2 separate regions of the Homo sapiens genome follow, and region 1 is linked to region 2. Evidence: read pairs that join two places in POLR2A ChIA-PET (ENCODE). Cell type or tissue: A673. All regions are shown on one strand. Links, peaks and the distances in the headings refer to the core of each region. The heading gives the core; the rest is flanking DNA.

Region 1 (17,095 bases), core at 7,892-12,891, 160 kb before region 2:
CTAGGTAACATTAAATATGGTGGTATTAAGTGGAGGAAGAGCAAGATACTCTAAGATTTTCCCAAGAAATCAAGTACAATCCTGGTAAATAACATTTCAAGTACAAACCTGGGGAGACATATTGTTAATTTTGGATATAGTTAATTTGAGGTCCGATGGAGAATAGCCAGATTGGGACAGACTTTTAGGCTGTTAGTGGACTGAAGAGTGTGTGTTGAATGTGTGGACCCAAGTGTGTTTCCCATACACATCCAGTTGTATTTGAGGAGGTGAAAATTGGTCCTAGAGAATATTTGTTTATAACTGTAAAGGTAGGAACATATGTTCTCATAGCTTCTATGTATGTGTTAAAAAATCTTTAAGTCAAATAAAATTTTTTTCCCATTAGCATCATTTCACTTGAAGGAACTAGGTTGGTTAAATAGATGAAGTTCATCAATCACATCCAGGAAACTGAAGTTTTTTCCCATACAGTCAAATAAGAGAGCTAGTAAGCTGCATTTTGCTAGCAGTAAGTAAGATGCAGAACCAGGATAAGAACGCAGATTCTTTAAGGAACATCTTGGAATAAACATTGTGGCTGAATAATGTCATATCAATGAGCATTATATTCTTAAATATTGTAAATTATTGAACTATTTAACACGTTTAATTTTTACACCATTTGAAGTAATGTACCAGTAGAAAGTGGATGCTTCATGTTTTTCTTTGGTAGAATATTTAATTGGGTCGACTGTGCCAAATTTTATTTGTGGCTTTCTCTCTCAGAATGGCTCTTTTTGTTAATAGCAAAACATACATAACCATATGGAGTCAAAGAGAAAAAAAACTTGGCAGAAGACTATATCCATTGTTATTGGATTGTAAATTGTCATAAGATGTAATATCTTACAGGAATGATAGTTCGAAAGGTAATATAATTAGAGAAATAATAGTCTTGTGTAGGGGTGAACTATTATTGGAGTTTCACTGAAGGATACCTGAGGTGGTTGTTAGTAGCACTTTGCGAGTGCCTCCAAGTACAAGTACAGTACTGCTTTCTGCTTTCTTTGTTGTCTGTCTTGCGTATGCTGCTTTTTGGTTATTCTCCTTTTCTGTAGTAAAATGTAACCCATATATAAAAGAATAAATACATTATAAAGATACAGTTTAATGAGTAATTATAAAGCATATTTGCTACCCAGATTAAGAAATAGAATATTGCCAGTGAACCAGAAGCCTGCTGTGTGCCCTTTCCCAGTCATACTCCATCTGTCCCCACCCCATCGCATCCCCCAGAAGTAACCATATTCTTACTTTTGTGAACGTCATTTTTTCTTTCTCTTTAAACTTTTACCATCTATATATGCATCCCTAAATGGTATAGTTTAGTTTTGCCTCTTTTGTACACATGTCTACACACATATGTATACATGTCAGTATTCGTGTGTATATTTTTATTTCTCTAATCCATTGTGCATATACTATTCCATTGTATCAATATACTATAAGATATTTATTCTGCTCTACTTTATAATATTGAAAAACGCAGCTGTGACCAGTTTAGGAAATAATGCCCAGGAGGATCTCCTCTCTCAGAGAACTAAGGTATTAACGTATTCAAACGGAAGCCTTTATCTGTAGAATACTTGTTAATATCATGTGGTATACTAGAATTCTAGGGAACATGAGTTATGAAATACTGGATAAGACCTTTTGTTATTACATTTTGTCACTGAGTAATTTCAGTGCCTGCTATTCCTACAATCATGTCTAAGGAGAACATTCACTGAGGGAGTAAACTAAGGTAGCTGTGCTTTCAATCGTGAATGACCTTACCTTACCTGGCCATAGGTGATTGGACTGGCATGGGTATCCAAATTAAAGTCACCAGTGATTGGTCGGCCACTGCCCAACCAGGTGGAAGCACAGAAAGTTGTCTCCACATGGGAATGAGCTTAACCAATCAGGTTCTGACAGGCCTTACAATTGGCTATATTTGGTTAAAGAAATACAGCTTTTGCTTTTAATTTTCTGTCTGGATGTACTCCAGATAGACAAGGTGGAGTACTGGTTACTGTAAGGATACACATGATGTGTATCATAAAACTCACAAAAAGAAATAGAGATTGGCAGTTAAGTATTGGAAGCAGAATTTGAAAAATCAAGAGAGAGATAGGAGGGGCCTGTGATAGATCAAGAATTAGCAAAAGGTATGAGAAAGTGGCACCTGTGAGGAAGAAGAAGAATACAGAGTCTAGAAGCAGAGATACCAGCTGGTGGCTGGAGGTAAATCACATATCTAAAGCTGATACCCAGGGAGTTGCTGGGTCCCAGTAAGAACCAGAGTTCTAGAATGAGGATCTGCCACTGCCTACTGCTCCTCTTGCTGCTTCCTAGGGAAGCTCTGGAACCAGACCCTTCTCAGTCCCAGTATCCTTGAGGCCCAGACCCACTTGTGTCACTGATTTTGTTCTTGGACTTCTGACCTGTTTTCCTTATCAAATCCGTGCTTATTAATCAGGATCCTTCCTCAGCCATACACACCCACATTTGAGTATGTCAGAACCTTGCAACCAGAAGAGACTCATAAATGAGTTGAAATTCATTAGTGATATTACTTACCACTAATTCCTAATACTGTTTGAGAAAGTCACGCTGGCTTGAGTGGAGACCTGTATTTGCGATTCCTTTCTCCATTGATTGTGTTCTCTGCCCCTGTAACCCACCATTTATTTGTGTCTCTTCCCTTCCTCACCGTTGCTTCATCTTTAAAAAGTTTTTAAAATATTTCATTATTCATTTCTTCTGCATTTTGCATATATCTTTGAGTTTATAATATGAAATTAGATTGATCTTTTTCAAGATCGACTTCCTTTTTCTTTTATTTATTTGAAACGGAGTCTCGCTCTACCACTCAGGCTGGAGTGCAGTGGTGCGATCTCAGCTCGCTGCAACCTCCACCTCCCAGGTTCAAGTGATTCTTTTACCTCAATGTCCAAGTAGCTGGGATTACAAGCGTGCGCCACCATGCCGGGCTAATTTTTGTATTTTTACAAATCCCAAAGTGTTGGGATTACAGGCGTGAGCCACTGCACCTGGCCCCAAGATCTACTTCCTTTTTAAATAACATTTTAAAAATATTGAATCTAATATTTTGGAAAGTACAACAAAGAAAAAAAATGAAATTACAATAAATAGAAACTATCCAGAAATAACCACAGTGATATTTCCTAACTATATTTTTTAAAAAATGTTTGTGATATAGATGTGTGTTGAGGTCTGTTTAGTTGTACTATTTTATAACCATTTTTATTTAATATCATGAACATTACCAGAATATTAAATGCCCCAGAAACATGGTTTTTTATGTCTATTATTTCAGCATGTAAAGGCACCAGAATTTATTTAACCATTCTTCTATTCACTGAGCAATATGATTATTGCCAATTTTTTCCTAATATAACTAATGCTATGATGAATATTTCCTGCATATAAATCTCCATCCTTATCTGATTATGTTCTTGGAATAAATTTCTAATTGGGAAGCCTTAGATAGAAAGATGTGCATAGTTTTCAAGCTTTAGTACATAATATACAATTTCCTTTCTGAAACGTCATGTGGATCTATGTTCTCACATTAGTGTGTGACAATGCTACTTTCTCAATACCCATGCTAGATAGTACCATTAAAATGTAAAAGAAATAAAAACAAACTTTGACAGGTTGATAAGTGATAAATTTGTATCACATTTTAATTTGGATGTCTTTGACAAATTCCAAGAATGACCTTTATTGGCCAAGTATACATCTGATTTGTGATTATTCTAGAGATATCCTTTGCTGTTTTTTAATTGAGTTGTTGTGTTTTACCATTTTCTTTGTCTTCTTTTCTTTTTTAAATAGAGACAGGTCTTGCTTTGTTGCCTAGGCTGGACTTTGAGGTCCTGGGCTCAAGCAAGCATCCTCTCCATACCCCCACCCCCACCCCCACCTTCTTAGTAGCTGGTCTGTAGACGCACACCACTGTGTCTGGCATATCTTTTTCTTATAAAATATATATATTAATTTTCAACATATGACAACATTGTCATGTATCATGTCGTTTCCATATGTCATATGTTGAAAATGTTTTATTCAGCTTATCATTTACCTTTGTTTATGACATTTTTTGATATACAGAAATCTTAAATTTTATGTCATTTAGTCTTTTGATCATTGCCTTTTGGTTTATTGCTTCAGCATTTTGCTTAAGTACACCTTCCCATCTTTTATTTGAGAAGTCATAAGTTTTTTTATGTTTACTACTTCTTTTTTTTTGAGACAGAGTCTCGCTCTGTCACCCAGGCTGGAGTGCAATGGCGCGATCTCGGCTCACTGCATCCTCTGCCTCCCAGGTTTAAGCGATCCTTCTGCCTCAGCCTCCCGAGTAGCTCACATTACAGGCACATACCACTATACCTGGCTAATTTTTGTATTTTTAGTAGAGACGGGGTTTCACCATGATGGCCAGGCTAGTCTAGAACTCCTGACCTTGTGACCTGCCCACCTTGGCCTCCCAAAGTGCTGGGATTACAGGCATGAGGTTCCACGCCTGGCCTGTTTACTACTTTTTTAATGGAAGGTTTATGTTTTTACAATCCGATGAAATTCTTACCCATTCATCTTATGGGAACATTTGAGATTACTCAATTTTAGGCCCCAAAGTATAGTTTTTTAGTTTCAGAAAACTTGACTGTTAACTTTTTATGAGTTTTTCATCTACTTCCTCCCTCCTTCCACTGCATATATGTATTATATTCAACATGTTACAGGAAAGGGGTCCCGATCCAGACCCCCAAGAGAAAGTTCTTGAGTCTTGCGCAAGAAAGAATTCAGGGTGAGTCCATAGAGTAAAGTGAAAGCAAGTTTATTAATAAGTTAAAGGAATAAAAGAATGGCTCTTCCATAGAGCGGCCCCGTGGGCTGCTGGTTGCCCATTTTTATGGTTATTTCTTAATGATATGCTAAACAAGGGGTGGATTATTCATGCCTCCCTTTTTAGACCATATGGGGTAACTTCCTGACATTGCCATGGCATTTGTAACCTGTCATGGCACTGGTGGGAGTGTAACAGTGAGGATGACCAGAGATCACTCTTGTGGCCTTCTTGGTTTTGGTGGGTTTTGGTTGGCTTCTGTCATGCAGCCTGTTTTCTCAGCAAGGTCATTATGACCTGTATTTTGTGCTGACCTCCTATCTCATCCTGTGACTTAGAATGCCTTAACCATTTAGGAATACAGCCCAGTAGGTCTCAGCCTCATTTTACCCAACCCCTACTCAGTATGGTTCACATGCCTCTGGCAAACATATGTATACTTGAACATTTAGTATAATGATAATTGATTAAGCGTCATACAAGGGACTGGGGGGCATCTCCAAATATGTCTGAAATTTAAACAAAGGCCTTCCATTTGTATTTTCTGTTGGTAATAGGAAAAAAGGAGACACACAATGAGTTATATTTTTCTCATTTTCTACATAAAGGAAGCATATCAGTTTTTTAAAGAGAAACCTTGGCAGTAAAGTCAAAGAAGAATTTTTTTGTGTGGGTCTTTATATCAGGGATGATGTCTTTTATACTATTTTCTTTCTTTTTTTTTTTGAGAAGGCATCTCACTCTGTCCACCAGGCTAGAGTGCAGTGGCGCAATCTCAGCTCACTGCAACCTCCCCCTCCTGGGTTCAAGCGATTCTCCTCCCTCAGCCTCCCTAGTAGCTGGGATTACAGGCATGTACCACCACACCTGGCTAATTTTTGTATTTTCAGTAGAGATGGGGTTTCACCGTGTTGGTCAGGCAGATTGTGAACTCTTGACCTCAAGTGATCCGCCTGCCTCGGCCTCCCAAAGTTCTGGGATTACAGGCATGAGCCACCACACCCAGCCCTTTGATACCATTTTTATAGAACGTGGAATAATATAAGACCACTTATTTGATAAACTCTTAAGAAGTTGAGAGCATAACATTAAGTTGTAATTCTGGTAAAGTATTTGTGTAGGGAGCCAAAATAATACAAACCACATATATATCTTTGTGGTGAAGTAATTTGATTACAGTTAGAACATAGAAAATCAGTGTGGGTGGTGAGATATTTCCAAACTAGTTCTTTCAAAATAATAAAGACTTTTTTTTTTTTTCTTGAGATGGAGTTTTGCTCTTGTTGCCCAAGCTGGAGTGCAATGGCACTATCTTGGCTCACTGCAACCTCTGCCTCCCAGGTTCAAGTGATTCTCCTGCCTCAGCCTCCTGAGTAGCTGGGATTACAGGCGCATGCCCCCATGCCCGCTAATTTTTTGTATTTTTAGTAGAAACGGGGTTTTACCATGTTAGCCAGGCTGGTTTCAAACTCCTGACCTCCGGTGATCCGCCCACCTCAGCCTCCCAAAGTGCAGGGCTCACATGCGTGAGCCACCGCGCCCGGCTGTAATCGAGATTTTTGACCCAATTTTATTTTATGTCTATTTGTGGTTTCTATTTAGTGCTTGGGAAATAGTTGTGGAATGGTTCATCCATACTAGATCTAAGTATTGCCCCTGGAAAGTTTTATATTTTATTGTGAAAATTAGAAAATCTGTATAACAAGATGTAGAATTATCCCATTTAAGTGGATTTCCAGGATTGACCTGCAAGCAATAACAAAGGATTTTTACCCACTATGCTTCAAACAATTATGATGCAAACTGTTTAATAGTAAGTCTTAATTCATTTCAGATTTCAGAGAATGTCTTAAGAATTTTGGGGATATTAATGTAGCACTACATCCTTATCAAAGAATATTGAGAATTCTGCTTTAAACTACCAGTTCATCTTTGAGACTGTTTAAACCTGCTTTTCTTTATCTGCAAAAGAAGTCTCAATTTTAAGCCATGTTTATGGGAAATGACTATACCTTAAACTGTGTAGAAGTTCTTTTAGGGGGAGACAGGAAAGGGAAAGTTTGTGTTGGAAGAATAGCATTTCTTTGATTACATATTTTTGTAGCTGACACTACATTTACATTGTTTAAATTGAACATAAAATTGTACCTGATCAAAAACATGTCTAGCTATGGAGTATGAGACTATTTAAATAACTCAGTATTATACATTAGGATTTTTCTTTTATTTAATTGGAGAGGAGTATGATCAGAATTAGTTGTAACTGTTGTGCTATGTTAGACCTTAAATAACTGGATTCCATTTGTGGAATGCTGTGCTTATTTTAAAAATTCTAATATTAAAAGAAAAATCACAGATCTTTGAGGTTAGCTAATTGAGTTGCTTGTAGAGGAAGGACTACCTGGGCTGGCTAGAGACAGAGGGTTGTTTATCCTCTTTAACATTTCCCATGAAAGACTCTGCACAAATCTCTTTCGATTGTTTATTTACCTTTTTAACCATTTGAAATTTAATTTTTTCCTGAGAGTTTCTTTGTCTTGGTCTTTAGAAGGATTGAAGAGCGGCCAGTCAGAATTCCCATTTTTAAAGAAAGGGTCTCTGTATATGTAAAAACAAACATTTGATCACCTTCATTCTCCAGATGGCATAATTCCAACTATATTATCTCAATATTCCTAAATTATAATACCGTTAACTGTTGTTTTGCTGTACTTTTTCTTCCCAGTTTTTAAAGGGTGGAGGAGGTAGCCAGACACGGAGCCCTTTGAGTTTTTTTTTTTTCTCTGATGCTTGAAATCCTGGGATCAATATTATGAAGGATGCTCCAGAAGGGAGTGAGGGTGGAGAAAGGTAGACTGTTTAGGCATCTGATTCATCCATGCAAATGATGAAGACTGAACCTGTTAGGGGGCAGTGGAGATGGAGAAGAGGGATAGGCCCAATATGGTTGTGAAGTAGGCTATAGACTCACATTCTTATTATTCACCACTCCCCAGAGTAAGTACAAAGGCAGTGGTAACTCTAGAATATCTAGCATGTTTTCTCTCCTGCCATTTGAATCTTCTCCTTTGGAGTATAGAAATATTCCATCAGGGCCGGGTGGCTCACGCCTGTAATCCCAGCACTTTGGGAGGCCGAGGTGGGTGGATTACAAGGTCAGGAGATTGAGACCATCCTGGCTAACACGGTGAAAACCCGTCTCTAGTAAAAATACAAAAAATTAGCCAGGCGTGGTGGCGGACATCTGTAGTCCCAGCTACTCGGGAGGCTGAGGCAGGAGAATGGTGTGAACCTGAGAGGTAGAGGTTGCAGTGAGCCGAGATTGCACCACTGCACTCCAGCCTGGGCGACAGAGACTCCATCTCAAAAAAAAAAAAAGATCCCATCAGCCTGTCTCCTTTAAGGTTATATATTTTTGTTACATCTCTTTTAATTTTGGTTTCTACATGTTTGTTGTTAGTACGGTATATAGTTATGTAATTGATCTTTGTGTGTTGATCTTGTATCCTGTGACCCTGCTAAACTCACTTAGTTTACTTTTCTTTCTTTTTTAAGATTCCTTAGGGTTTGCTATGTAGACAATCACATCATCAGAAAATGGAGTTTTATTTTCTCTTTTCCAATTTGCATGACTTTATTTCTTTTTTTTTTTTTTTTTTTTTGCCTTATTGAGCTGGCTGTTGCATCTCTTTTGATCTCTTGTTCTGGCCATCAGTGATTACATATCAAGGTTGCTAGACAGATTTGTTTCTTCTGCCTAGAACAGTTTGCATGGGCTGGTGTTTTCCTTGAGCAAAGATTTTAATTACTGATTCAAAGTCTTTAACGGCTACTGATTTTTAATTTCTTCTTGAGTCAGTTTTGGTAATTTATGTTTTTCTAAAAATCTAGTCATTTCTTCTTAGTTTTTAAATTTATTTGCTTACAGTTGTTCATAGTGGTCTCTTACTTTTTTTTGAGACAGGATTTTGCTCTGTTGGTCAGGCTGGAGTGTGATAGTGCAGTCACAGCTCACTGCAGCCTTTACCTCCTGGGCTCAAGTGATCCTCCCACCTCAGCCTCCAGAGTAACTGGAACCACAGGCGCACACCACCATACCTGGCTAACTTTTGTATATAGAGGCAGGGTTTTGCCTTGTTGCCCAGGCTGGTCTCAAACTCCTGGGCTCAAGCAGTCTGTCTGCCTTGGCCTCCCAAAGTGCTGAGATTACAGGCATGAGCCACTATGCCCGGCTAGTCTCTTTTAAATCTGTTTTATATCTCCATGTGTTCCCTTTTTTATGTCTTGCATAATGTGTCCATGTAGTCTGTGGCCCTGGGCTGTTACACTTTTTAAGGTTTCTTTGTTCTTCTCTTCCTGTGGTCATTGTACTTACACGTAGTACTCCTCTATAACCACATCCCCAACCCTTCTAATTTGCAGTTTCTAAGCTGCTATGCCCTTGGTGTCTAGCAAATAAAGTTTGCTTAAATTGAAGGTCAATTTAGAGTAAATAGGCATAGAGAAAGAGCTTTAAATATTTACATCTGAGAGCTTGAACTTTATCGTCATATTGTCCACATGTGGTACTCAGCAAATGTTAAAATGAATATTTAAAAAATCTTTTCAGATTCTGAGCTTTTGATAGGTTAGGTTTAATTTTAGTTGTTAATAAACTAAAGATTTCTTGATTGTCCTATTTCTAAAAACTAAATTTGTATGTTACATGCTAATTGGTAAAACCAAAACTAAGCTGTATTACTTGGAGTTTCTAGTTGATGATTTTGTTCAACATGCTTCTCTACATTTGTTTTCTTACGTGATTAAAAGTTATCCTTATTTGCCTTTACTTCTCCCGATACCCTTCTCAAATATCCTGCTAAAGACTAATTTTAAGATGTTTCCATTGTCTTTTCTCTTTTCTTTTTCTTTTTTTTTTTTTTTTGACACAGTCTCACTCTGTCACCCAGGCTGGAGTGCAGTGGTACGAACTTGGCTCACTGCAGCCTCAGCCTCCCAGGTTCCAGCAATCCTCCCACCTCAGCCTCATGAGTCGCTGGGACCACAGATGCATGCCACTTGGCCTGGCTAATTTTAGAAAATCTTATTGTAGAGACAGGGTCTGTCTGTTGCTCAGGCTGGTCTCAAACTCCTGGGCTCAAGCGATCCTCCTGCCTCAGCCTCCAAAAGTGTTGGGATTATAAGCATGAGCCACTGTGTCTGGACAAATTTTCCTTTTTCTTATGGTGTCAGGGAGGGTAGATCCAAAAAGGGGCACGCATTGTCCTGATCAGTTTCTTTCTTTGTTTCTTTCTTGGATTCATTACAAGTTGTCAAATTATTTTCCATTAGTTTTTTTTAGAGCTAAAATTTGGCATAGGAGACAGTAGTATCTTTTAAGTTTGTTAAAGATTAGTAAATGTATTCTAAGCAGTTTTAGATAAAAAGTAAAAAAGTTGTTATTATCAAAACATTATTTTATTTATTTTAGTCCTTAGAGTCTTCATATTTCTTGTGATACTTGATCTAAACTGCTGGGGTTATAAAGTGGTTATCCTCCCTAGAGAAGGAAATGGTGCAGATTCCATTTGCTCACTTACCATTGGTAACTGAATATTATTTGTAAATTATTAGCAGAATCATAATGAGCTCACTGTTAAGTAGTTCCCCTAATCAGAGACTCTTTTCTGGATTAAGCTGTCTGCTAAATTCCTCAACTGAGAGTTGTTTTACTTTGTTGGTATTTTTGTTTATATTTAACCACCTTTTATATTAAGGGAGATTTGTGGGAAGCATTGATGCCCTGTGCTCTAGTAAGCATGATCAGTAGAGGCAGTGCTGACAGTACTAGTCACATGTGGTTATAATGCTGAGTAAAATGTTATTTACTTTACTAAGTTGGTTTGCCTAACGGAAGTAGTCTCCCTGGAGATGGGATATCAATGCAGAACTGACTCAGCAATAATCTCTCCCTAGTCATAAAACAGCCTTACTTTTTGTTACTGTCACTAACATGAACTAACATGCTTTGGATTGGTTGTATATCAGAAGCTATGATTTTTGTCGCCCTATTATATACTTAGTTGTTTTTACCTTATGTCATGTTATCCTGGAAAGGCCGAGACTTAGGTCTCTAACACAGCTAGTGGGAGCTTGAATTTGATTTTAGGTCCTGCTAAATCTAAGGCTTATGTTGTTTGTGTTATACCACAGTCTGCCAATAATGCTGGCCAAATAAGAAACATTTTGATGAATCGTGTATTTGTTAGTATATTACATAAGATATTTTCCCCATAAGAAAATGAAGCATAACCTCTTAGGATTTTAGGCTTCTCTAGTGTACAGTATCTATAGAGCAAAATTTAAATTGTGGTAGTGTTTTATAGACTAAAAAAGAATCAGAAGCCCCTCCAAATGAATAAGGACTGTGTTCCCGGACCTTACCCAGTACTGTACAGATTAGCTATCCTTAGTTTTTGTAGATGAGCTGTAGAGTCAATGGCTTAGGAACATTGAAATGTCCATAGTGTTTCTTAGGATATAATATGGAAGTTGGAGTCATGGATAGAACTTTCACTCTGGCAGATACTGTACATAGGAAAGTGACATTTGTGGCATGACCCAGAAGAACTGAAAGAAAGAAGTATTTTTTAAAAGAGAGAAAAGCTAAAGATGCTAGATAATACTGGTAACATTTTTAAAACCTCTCTGTCTTTTGAATATCTCCTATGAGCCATTTTATGTATATTATTTCTATCATCACATCCAACCCATAAGGTAGATATTATCGTCATTGTACCAAGGGGCTAATTTAGGTTCAGAAATATGAAGAAAGACATTCAAGGTTATAGGATTCTTAAATGGTAATGCTGGAATTCATCCTTTCTGCTCCTGCCTCCCAAATGTTTGATTGTTTTATTGCCTATCCGCTTTTCATTCTGGTGCCCTAAGCAAAGCATAGGCAGTATCTGTACGTGAGATTTGGGCTTAAGAATAAGATTTCTGCTAGGCTCGGCGTGCCCTCCTACGTGATACCAGAAGTTAGAATTGTGTGGATAAAACTTAGGAACTGGAAATGTAAAATTAAATACTTACTTTTTTTTTAATTAGAAAAAGAAATAGCCCTAAAATTGTCTTTTTTGGAGAGTAGGATTGCAGGGACTGTATCACACATGACTCTTAATTTGGTTCTGTGTCTTCTTTTTTCTTCTTTTTAAAAATGGACCACTATATTAATGTACAGAGAAAAATACAAGAACTTATTAAACTCCATCCCTTGAAATTAGGCATCTGATTACAAAATACATTCTTAACTGACCATATAATTAAAAGTAGTATTCAGAGAAGCAGTAGAACTTACTAATATAGAACCATTTGTTACAATAATACCAGAACATTTCTGAGCGGTATACAGGCCTACACAAGGGTCATGGGTTTAATAGTTGATAGGCATTTAAAGTACAGATACCGAAACATTGTTGGTAGGCCCATGAATATACTTGAGATTCTTTTGGTCAGAGTATTGTTTCATTACAATTAAAATAGAATAGGCTAGAAATTTTCTTTTGAGTATGCATGTGCTACCTCTGTCAACTTTTCATGTTGGAGTGATGCTGAGTTTGTATAATAATTTGAGATATATTCCATCTTTTTATGTTCTCCAATAATTCAAAATATGGATATGATGTATCCTCTGAAGTTTTAAAGAACTTAATGACACTATTGTACTTGGACTTAGAATAATTAATATACTGTTCTAAAATTGACTCAAAAAGAGGTAGAGAAGCTGAATAGACCAAATAATAATAGAAGAAATTGAAGTCCAAGTTGTTATTAATCTCTCAGATATATCGGTTTCTACATCTATAAAATTAAGATAATTATTACTCGTAGGGTTGTTGGGAGAAGTAAAATGCTTATGTCAGAGCCTGGTACATTGTTAGCCCCCAATAATGTAAATTGTCATCACAGCCATTACTGTCAAGATTATTACTCTTTTTTCAAGATTCAGCTTTTTTCCAGAGTTTTATTTCTTTGATTACTCACTTCAAAGAATCTTAGATTTACTGTTAAAAAATGTAATTGCCAGAGGTTTTTCTCTTTTGCTAGTCTGATTCCATCTCTGACATAGTTTACTTAAAAAAAAATACACTTTATAAGAAATAAAAAGGAATGTAGACACAGACATGCAAGTGTTTTTTTTTATTATAAGAGAAGATTATGTACAGGTTTTGCATAAAAGAAAACATGTGGAAAGATACTCACCAGAATATTAACAGTGATTATCTCTAGGTGGTGGGACTTCAAGTGAGGGTTAGATTTTTTAAAATATTTCTGGAGTATTTTAATTATTCTGTGTGTATATTATTTTTCTAAGAAAGTTTTCTATTTTATAACTTCATGCTCTAGTGATCATCCATTTACTTAATGCACTTAAGATGATAATCTTAGAGTATTGATCTTCAAACTGTTCCATAGAATGACTGTTAGATTTGGTAAACATAATCTTAAATGTTTTATGTAGTACATCAGGGGTTGGCAAACTATGGCGTATGGGCAAAATCTGGCCCACCACTGGTTGTTGTATAGCCCACCATGAACTAAGAATGGATTTTATGTTTTTAAATGGTTAATGAAAATCAGAAGAATAATATTTTGTGACAAGGGAAAATTATATGAAATTTAAGTATCACTGACCATAAATAAGGTTATATTGGCATGCAGCTATGCTTATTTACTTGCATGTTGCCTATGGCTGCATTCAGGCTACAGTGGCAGAGTTCAGTAGTTGCCATAGAGACTGTACGGCCCACAAAACCTAAAACATTTACTGCCTGGCCTTTTGGAGAAAATGTTTGCTGAACCCTGTACCACATTAGAGAAACCTATTTAGTTCAGTGTTTTGTTCTTTTTTTTTTTTTTCGGCGAGTATTACCACCTGAGCTCTACCTCCTGTCTAGTCAGCGGCAGCATTAGATGCTCATAGGATTCAGCCCTGTTGTGAACTGCGCACAGGGGATCTAGGTTGCGTGTTCCTTATGAGACTCTTAACTAATGCCTGATGATATAAGGTGGAACAGTTTCATCCTAAAACCTTCCATGAAACCAGTCCCTGGTGCCAAAAAGGTTGGGGACTGCTGTTTTAGAAGTCTCTGAGTGCCTCTTCTAATTCTCTACCCTTCCCCATAATAGGCAACCATTATCCTAACTTTGCTGACATCCCCTTGCTTTTGTATCTTTATTATATATGTATGTATACCTAAACAATATATTTGGGGGTTTGCTTGTTTAAAAGGTAAATTGTTTCATAATGGATATATTCATCTCTTATAATTTCTTTCTCTAAGCATTATGTTTTGAGTGTTACATTTTATATTGATACAAGTAGCTATAGTTGATCATTTCTGCTATATAGTGCTCCACTGTATGAATGTATACTAATGGACTAATTATCATTTACTTACATATCTCCATGACAGCCACAACAGCAACATTTTAAAAATTCAATTTGTTGACTGTCTTCAAACCCCTACCTGACAAAACTGTTTTATTTCGTGTTTTCTCTCTGAAACAGCATCTCTATTCATGCATTTGCCTAAGCAAGACTCCTAGTGTCATTTTCAATACCACTCTCTCCTCATTTCCCATTTTCAATTGATCTTCAATCCTATAGATTTGACATCTGAACATCTCATAGCCATCTCTCCTATCACCATCCTAGTCAGGTGCTTGCTTGGACTCCTGCAGTAGTCTTCAGTGCCATATCAGCATCCACCCTTGCTCTCTTATCATGGATTATGAGGCTTACCTCTCCAACTTCATCTTGACACACTTCCCTTCACTCACTGGGTTGTGTTAACTTCAGCCATTGTTCATGTCATGCTCATTTCTGCTTCAGGACTTTTGCAAATGCTGTTCCCTCTGCCTATAGTACATTGTCCTGATTCATTTCTTCTTATCCTTCAGGATAAAATTTTGAAACATCACCTCCTCAGAAAAGTCTTCCTTGCTCCCCAACCCCGAAACTAGGTCACGTTTCCCTGTTATCTTTAGGACTTTGTTACTTGCTACTCAATCCTGGTACTACTACAAATTTTAATTATGATTGTTAAGGAAGGCTTATCTGATTCAGTCAGAACCAGTTGTCTGTAAAGTCTAATAAAGCAATACATCATAGAAGGGATACATACCTTAAGTAGTTTATTCTAATTTTAAGAATATAACTATGTTCATTTGCCAGTCTTTTGATTAAGAAGCTGTTATCAGAAAGGGGTTCGATCCAGACCCCAAGAGAGGGTTCTTGGACCTTGCGCAACAAAGAATTCAGGGTGAGTCAATACAGAAAAGAGAAAGCAAGTTTATTAAGAAAGCACAGGAATAAAATAATGGTTACTCCATAGGCAGAGCAGCAGCATGGACTGCTTGACTGAGTATACTTATGGTATTTCTTGATTATATGCTAAACAAGGGGTGGGTTATTCATGAGTTTTCCGGGAAAGGGGTGGGCAATTCCTGGAACTGAAGGTTCCTCCCCTTTTCAGACCATGTAAGGTAACTTCCTGACATTGCTGTGGCATTTATAAGCTGTCATGGTGCTGGTGGGAGTGTCTTTTAACATCCTAATGCATTATAATTAATGTATAATGAGCAGTGAGGACGACCAGAGGTCACTTCGGTTGTCATCTGGTTTTGGTGGGTTTTAACTGGCTTCTTTAACACAATCTGTGTTTTATCAAGGGTCTTTGTGACCTGTATCTTGTGCCAACCTCCTGTCTCATCCTGTGACTTAGAATGCCTAACCCCCTAGGAATGCAGCCCAGTAGGTCTCAGCCTTATTTTTCCCAGCCCCTATTCAAGATGGGGTTGCTCTGGTTCAAACACCTCTGAAAGAGCCAAGGCCTTTTCTTTCAGAGTAGGTCTACTAGTTATAGATCCATATTGTCTGTATTGGGGAAGCCATGCCCATAATGTATCATGTAAGATTCCAGTTTGGGTTTTTTAAGTAGAACAAGAATTTAGGCTCTTCAGATGAATTCTTAGCTTAAAATCCTTATAGATCTTTACAATATTTTTTCCATTTCTTTGAACTATTTTCTTGGCCTCTACCTAATTCAGCAGCAGAAGTATTTCACTTTTATTGAGTATTTCAGAGTCATTCAACTTTATAAAACTCCCCACTCTTCCATACTTCATTAGGTTAGTTGACATTTAATTAAATCACATAGTTACACTAATATAAATGGCATGAACAGGTTTGGAACCTAACATAACTAAAAGTGTAACTCACTGCTGGGAACTGGAAGTGTCTGGGTATACTAGATTAGAGGACTGCACCTCTTTTTGAGTGTACATGGTCTACTGTATTAATATATCATGTACACTGTAATAGTGTAACTCTAAGGTTGAATTATATGTTTATTTTTTACCCACAAAATAGCAATTTTATATGGTTCAACCTAATATTAAATAACAGTATAAAGGATAAATGGCCATCCAATTAGATAATAATAGATCCTGTCACAATATGACGTGTAAATAACAATTAAAAATAAATCATTTTTAAAAGGCCAGAGGATTCTTAGATTATTTTAAGAAGCTGTAGTTATGACAGCCACACATTCCTGAAATTCTGGGTCAGTTTTACTGTCAAACGTATTATCTTTTTCTAAAAATTATTGAAATGCCACCAAAATATCAATCAAAACTTGTCTCCTAAACTGCCTCTTGTGCCTGAATTTGATACAGAAATACTTTTAATCAGTCTACCTGTCCCAATTTTTGTTACTGTAACTGAAGGACTTTCTATTGGAAAGGTGTTACAGCTGAGAAGTCTAGATAGACTGAAGAAGAGGAAGGATTTGAGTTGTCACATTCTTCGTCTTTATGGCATTCAGCATTAAGAATATAACTGTTATGTTATAACTGTATATTTTAACAATATAACATAATTAGGTAAGTATAATAGTTCTCTCTCAATGTATTCTTAAAACATGTTAAACTTAATTTATTTCTCATAAAGCATGGGTTAAGTCCCATTGAAATAAACTCCTGGGAATTATTTCAATTATTTTGTTTTGTGTAAATTTTGTAATAGATACTAGTTGGCATTAAGAAGGACCATTGACTGTACTATTTCATTTTTATATATGTAAACTTATGTAGTGATAGAATTTGACCTAATTTTCCATAATTCTAATTTGTAGCTTATCCAGTTAAATA
Region 2 (5,011 bases), core at 1-5,000:
CATGGGAACCCACTTCTTGCATCAGTATGACCTGGATGTGAGACCTGGAGTCAAAGGAGATTATTCTGGAACTTTAAAATTTGACAGCCCTGCTGGATTTCGGACTTGCATGGGCCCTGTAACCCCTTTATTTTGGCCAATTTCTCCCATTTGGAACAGCCGTCTTTAATCAATACCTGTACCCCTGTTGGTATCTAGGAAGTAACTAGCTTGCTTTTGATTTTACAGGCTCATAGGTGGAAGGGACTTGCCTTGTCTCAGATGAGACTTTGGACTGTGGATTTTTGCGTTAATGCTGAAAAGAGTTAAGACTTTGGGGGACTGTTAGGAAGGCATGATTGGTTTTGAATAGTGAGGACATGAGATTTGGAGGGGCCAGGGGTAGAATGATATGGTTTGGCTATGTCCCCACCCAAATCTCAACTTGAAATTGTATCTACCAGAATTCCCACGTGTTGTGGGAGAGACCCAAGGGGAGGTAATTGAATCATGGGGGCCAGTCTTTCCCATGCTATTCTTGTGATAGTGAATAAGTTTCACAAGATCTGATGGCTTATCAGGGGTTTCCACTTTTGCTTCTTCCTCATTTTCTCTTGCTGCCATGTAAGAAGTGCCTTTCACCTCCCGCCATGATTCTGAGGCCTCCCCAGCCATGTGGAACTGTAAGTCCAAGTAAACCTCTTTTTCTTCCCAGTCTCGGGTACGTCTTTATCAGCAGCATTAATACAGACTAATACAGATGCTTGAAGCAAGCCCTTGTCCAATAAGGTATTTAATAGCACTTAGGGACTATTAGATGTCCCATTTCTCTTCTCTTTCATTTCTCTTATCTCTTCTCACCCCAGTGTAACGAATCGCTACAGGTTTTTACCAAAATGCTGCAGCAGTAGTTGGAAATGAGTTATTTTGCATTACTAAAGTGTTCAATCACATTATCACGGGTCACATTTGTATATAACCAGGAGATGGCCAAATAACATCTACTGCAGTGATTTTGCAAATTCAGCATAGTCAATGTATCCATCATTGTTCTTGTCATCATCTCTCAAAACACCATCTATTATGTTAATCAGTTCATCTTCACTCATTAGTGGTGCCTGTTCACTCCCTTCCTACAAAATACAAATTAGACAATGATGAGTTGCGCATTTTACCGGAAGAAGTGCTTAACTAACGTCCAAAATATCCATGTTCTTTCATGGCACTGTTTATTAAAAAAAAAAAAAAAAAAAAGGAAAAACAAAACAACAAAATATCCACGCTCATATGTGTCCAAAAACTTTCAATGGAGTATGGGGCTACTTCTAGGAATCTAGATATATAGAGAGAGAATATGTATTATTGAGTCAATTTATCATAATCCAGTTTAGAAATTACATTTGCCAGTTAAAAGAAGGCCCTTCAAAATAGGCTTTTGCTTATTTGTTTCATTATGGCTCATTCTTCTTTAATTGGAAAAGTGCCAGTCCTCCTGAGGGTCAGCTCTGTGCACAAATTTGCCTGATAAAATAGAAACAGTGACGAATTGGACAACAAGTTGGCATCAAAACAAGAGGAAGAAGGCACTGCCGATGAGCAGAACCTGTTATGATCTTTGAGGAGAAAGTATTTCCCATGCTCCAAGAGCAGGGTTAGTGGGCTGAGGCTGTTCACATCCTTGGCTGGTTCTTCCTTTGCCACATCTCCCACATTCACCATTCCCTCTCCTGTCACCACCACTATCCTCATCTGCCAGGACTGCTGACCCCTAATTCCTCCGCCTAACACTAGTCTCTCCTCATGTCCTTCAGTCTGTCTCCCACAACCAAGGATCTTCCCTAAACAATGCCATTCTCCTGTGCAAAATCATTCATGCTCCCTGCTGCCTTCAAACCTCACCTGCACTCCTAGCAGCGAATGTAATCCCACTCACCTGGCTAACTTTGCCTTGCTTCCTCTCTATAGAGGGCAGTGTGGCAGAAGGGGAATGACATTAAATGTGGAGGCACGAGGATTTTTTTTTTTTTTTTTTTTTTTTTTTTGAGACAGGGTCTGACTCTGTCACCCAGGCTGGAGTCCAGTAGCACGATCACAGCTCACTGCAGCCTCGACCTCCCAGGCTCAGGTGTTCCTCCCCACTACCCTCCCACCCCGTCACCCCAGCAGCTGGGATTACAGGCAAGCATCACTATGTCCAGCTAATTTTTGTAGAGACGGGATATCACCATGCTGCCCAGGTTGGTCTTGAACTCCTGGGCTCAAGCGATCCTCCTGCCTCAACCTCCCAAAGTGCTGGGATAATAGGCATGAGCCACTGTGCTTAGCCTGGCACAAGATCTTGATTTCAGTGTCTTCACCTAGAAAATGGGAGGGTTTTGTTTGTTTTTTGTTTTCTGAGACAGGATCTCGCTCTATTGCCCAGGCTGGAATTCAGTGGCAACATCGCAGCTTGCCACAGCCTCAACCTCTCAGGTTCAAGTGATCCTCCTACTTCAGCATCATGAGTAGCTGGGACTACAGGCATGCACCACTGAAAATGGAAGTATTAACAATGCCTGCCACTGCCTACTCAAGATGTTGCAAAGATCCAACGAGATCTCTAACCTACTTGAAAGGGCTTCAGAAACTTTGGAGCACCATACAGTATCACACAAGCCCTCAATTACTGCCACGTCCCTGAATCCCTTGGTGTCAATTCACCATTAAACAACTTCTCCCTTGCTCTGCAGTTTGAATACGGTCTGTCTTTTAGGCACTGATTCTCATACTCTGGTGTGTAACAGAAATGCCTGTAGCACTTAAAGATACAAATGCCCAGCCCTGGGACTTCTGCCTCAGCAAGTTATCCTTTGCGGGAAGGATCGTTGGACAGAAAGAGGCAGAACACAGAAGAGAAAGAAGCAGCAGCACCTTTTTTTTTCTTTTCTTTTTTTCTCTTTTTGAGACAAGGCCTCACTCTGTTGCCCAGGCTGAAGTGCGGTGGCATGATTATGGCTCACTATAGCCTCGACATCCTGGACTCAAGCAATCCTCCCACCTTAGCCTCCTGAGTACGTAGAACTACGGGCATGCACTACCAGGCCTGGCTAATTTTTTAATTTTTGTTTTGTTTGTTTTGTAGAGACAGGGTCTCACTATATTGCCAAGGCTGGTCTTGAACTCCTGGCTCAAGTGATCCTTCCACTTTGGCCTCCCAAAGTGCTGGGATTACAGATGCGAGCCATCATGCCCAGTGGAGAAGCAGCACTCTTGGCACATAAGGACAACACAAGTCAACAAGACTGGGGACCAAATTAACAAAGGGAAGCCTTTCTGTGATACAGTCCCCCAAGCCACTGCCAGACCTACCTCCTTATGGACATGAGTGATGGCTGTGGAGAGTTCTAAGCCATCAAGCAAATTATTGCCATCATAATCATGCATTTTGAAGTAATGGAGCTGCAATTCTTGTGGCGACATCTCCGCCTCTGGTTTGTTGATGACACCTTCTAGATGCTCCATGATATGCCTAAAAATCAACAGTCAGGTTCAGGCCAATTGACAGATACTGGGATCATGCTGAAATCTTAAGGACTCTGAAAAGTTCAAGATCTTAAACTTCCTCCAGCTCAGAAAAACAAACACCAGCAGTGGCAGACCACACTCAAGGATTACACAGAGATAGACAAGGCCTTGAGAGGAGCAGGAAAAGTCAAATAGACCATCTGTTATGCTGGCAGGATTAGGGTATTCTTTCCTCTTTATTATTAGAATTTTGTTATAACATTTTCAGGCCATCAATTTAAAAATATGTCCTTTAAAACTTTTTTTTTTTTTTGAGACAGGGTCTCACTCTGCCACCCAGGCTGGAGTGCAGGAGCGTGATCTTGGCTCATTGTAGCCTCAACTTCCCAAGCTCAGTTGATTCTCCCACTTCAGCCCCCCAAGTAGCTGGGACCATAGGCATGTACTGCCACATCCAGCTAATTTTTTGCAATTTTTTAGTAGAGACAGGTTTTCCCTATATTGCCTAGGCTGGTCTCGAATTCCTGGGCTCAAGTAATCCACCTGCCTCAGCCTCCCAAAGCACTGGGATTACAGGTGTGAGCCACTGCACCCAGCCTTAAAAACAAAGGATAACCGAGTATAATGCGTGAGGCTAACTGGCCCAAGACAAAAGCTGCAACAAATGATTCAATGTTTGAATGTGTTGATTTAAAAAAGGTCTTGTTATAGTCAAGAAACCTTAGCTATTTTCTGGATTCTGCTACTATGACTGTGTATGTGTACCTGTGTGTCTATTTGTATGTGTGTGTGTCTGTCTGTGGTGAAAAAAAGGAGAGACCGGATTCAGACAAGTAATGTGCCCCATTTGGGCCTAAAGATCTTCCACCTGTGATACAATGATGAAAAAAGAATACCTGACTTATAGGTGGCAATAAGGAATAAGAATCATCCTTGAAGAATGTCAAGGAGCCATAGAAACAGGAAGAAGGAAAGGAGGACTGAGCATGCCCTTGCCGCTGGCTCAGCTGCAGATGATGGGGAGGCCACTGGACCACAGCCCGGGCTGAATACGTACTCTTGGTCGTGCACTGTGTTCTTATCCAGGCCCATGCTGCCGGGTTGGGAGAAGCTGGCTGCAGGCTCCTCAGCCCTGGCGCCTGGGGCACAAAAGGCCCAGAGCAGGCCACACAGGAAGGGGGTTCTGAGCAGGGATCTCATGGTCATCAATATCTGTGAGATGGGAAACACAGAAGAGGAAGGCAGAGCATCAGAGCAAAGGTTTCGTTCAGGGCTTGACATGGTATGATCCTGGGAAACCTGATGAAGCAGTAAGGTTAGGAAGAGAGCTTGTCAAACACGGCCCAATGCCAGCTCTGCTTTGAGACTGTGGGATGACCCTGGGCACTCCAAGTCACTCAAATGGCAGGGGAAGGCTCACGAGGTTTCCTGAAGTGCCTGCAGAGTGCCAAGCAACACGTGAAAGCTTGAAGGGACTGGAAGATTATTCTTGCCTCCCAGAAGTTATGGTCCCCTGAAAGAAATATTT

Evidence for each region. ChIA-PET counts read pairs that join two places held together with the same protein. Peaks named below come from ENCODE experiments on the same cell type or tissue, not always from the same donor. Only the 100,000 strongest peaks of a DNase experiment are listed, where the experiment ranks them.
Region 1: POLR2A ChIA-PET joins it to region 2 with 8 read pairs; 2 of 35 experiments call an interaction of 5 or more read pairs at or near these places.

Annotation. Positions count from the first base shown.
Region 1 is chr2:46,738,385-46,755,479 of GRCh38, forward strand. All of the region lies in intron 1 of SOCS5 (suppressor of cytokine signaling 5), which reads left to right. Among named protein-coding and RNA genes, the nearest start is that of SOCS5, 48 kb to the left of the region's middle. RefSeq lists an enhancer at 10,666-10,960. In A673, for the core only: no CTCF peak of the experiment used is centred there; a DNase peak (open chromatin) is centred at 10,807; H3K27ac peaks cover 1,431 bases.
Region 2 is chr2:46,904,483-46,909,493 of GRCh38, forward strand. It overlaps MCFD2 (multiple coagulation factor deficiency 2, ER cargo receptor complex subunit), which reads right to left. Exons shown (of 4, transcript NM_139279.6): 2 at 4,541-4,695; 3 at 3,328-3,487; 4 at 1-1,112. The coding sequence starts at 4,689. The coding sequence ends at 981. It overlaps MCFD2-AS1 (MCFD2 antisense RNA 1), which reads left to right. Exons shown (of 2, transcript NR_199007.1): 2 at 2,402-4,196. Among named protein-coding and RNA genes, the nearest start is that of MCFD2-AS1, 7.7 kb to the left of the region's middle. In A673, for the core only: no CTCF peak of the experiment used is centred there; no DNase peak of the experiment used is centred there.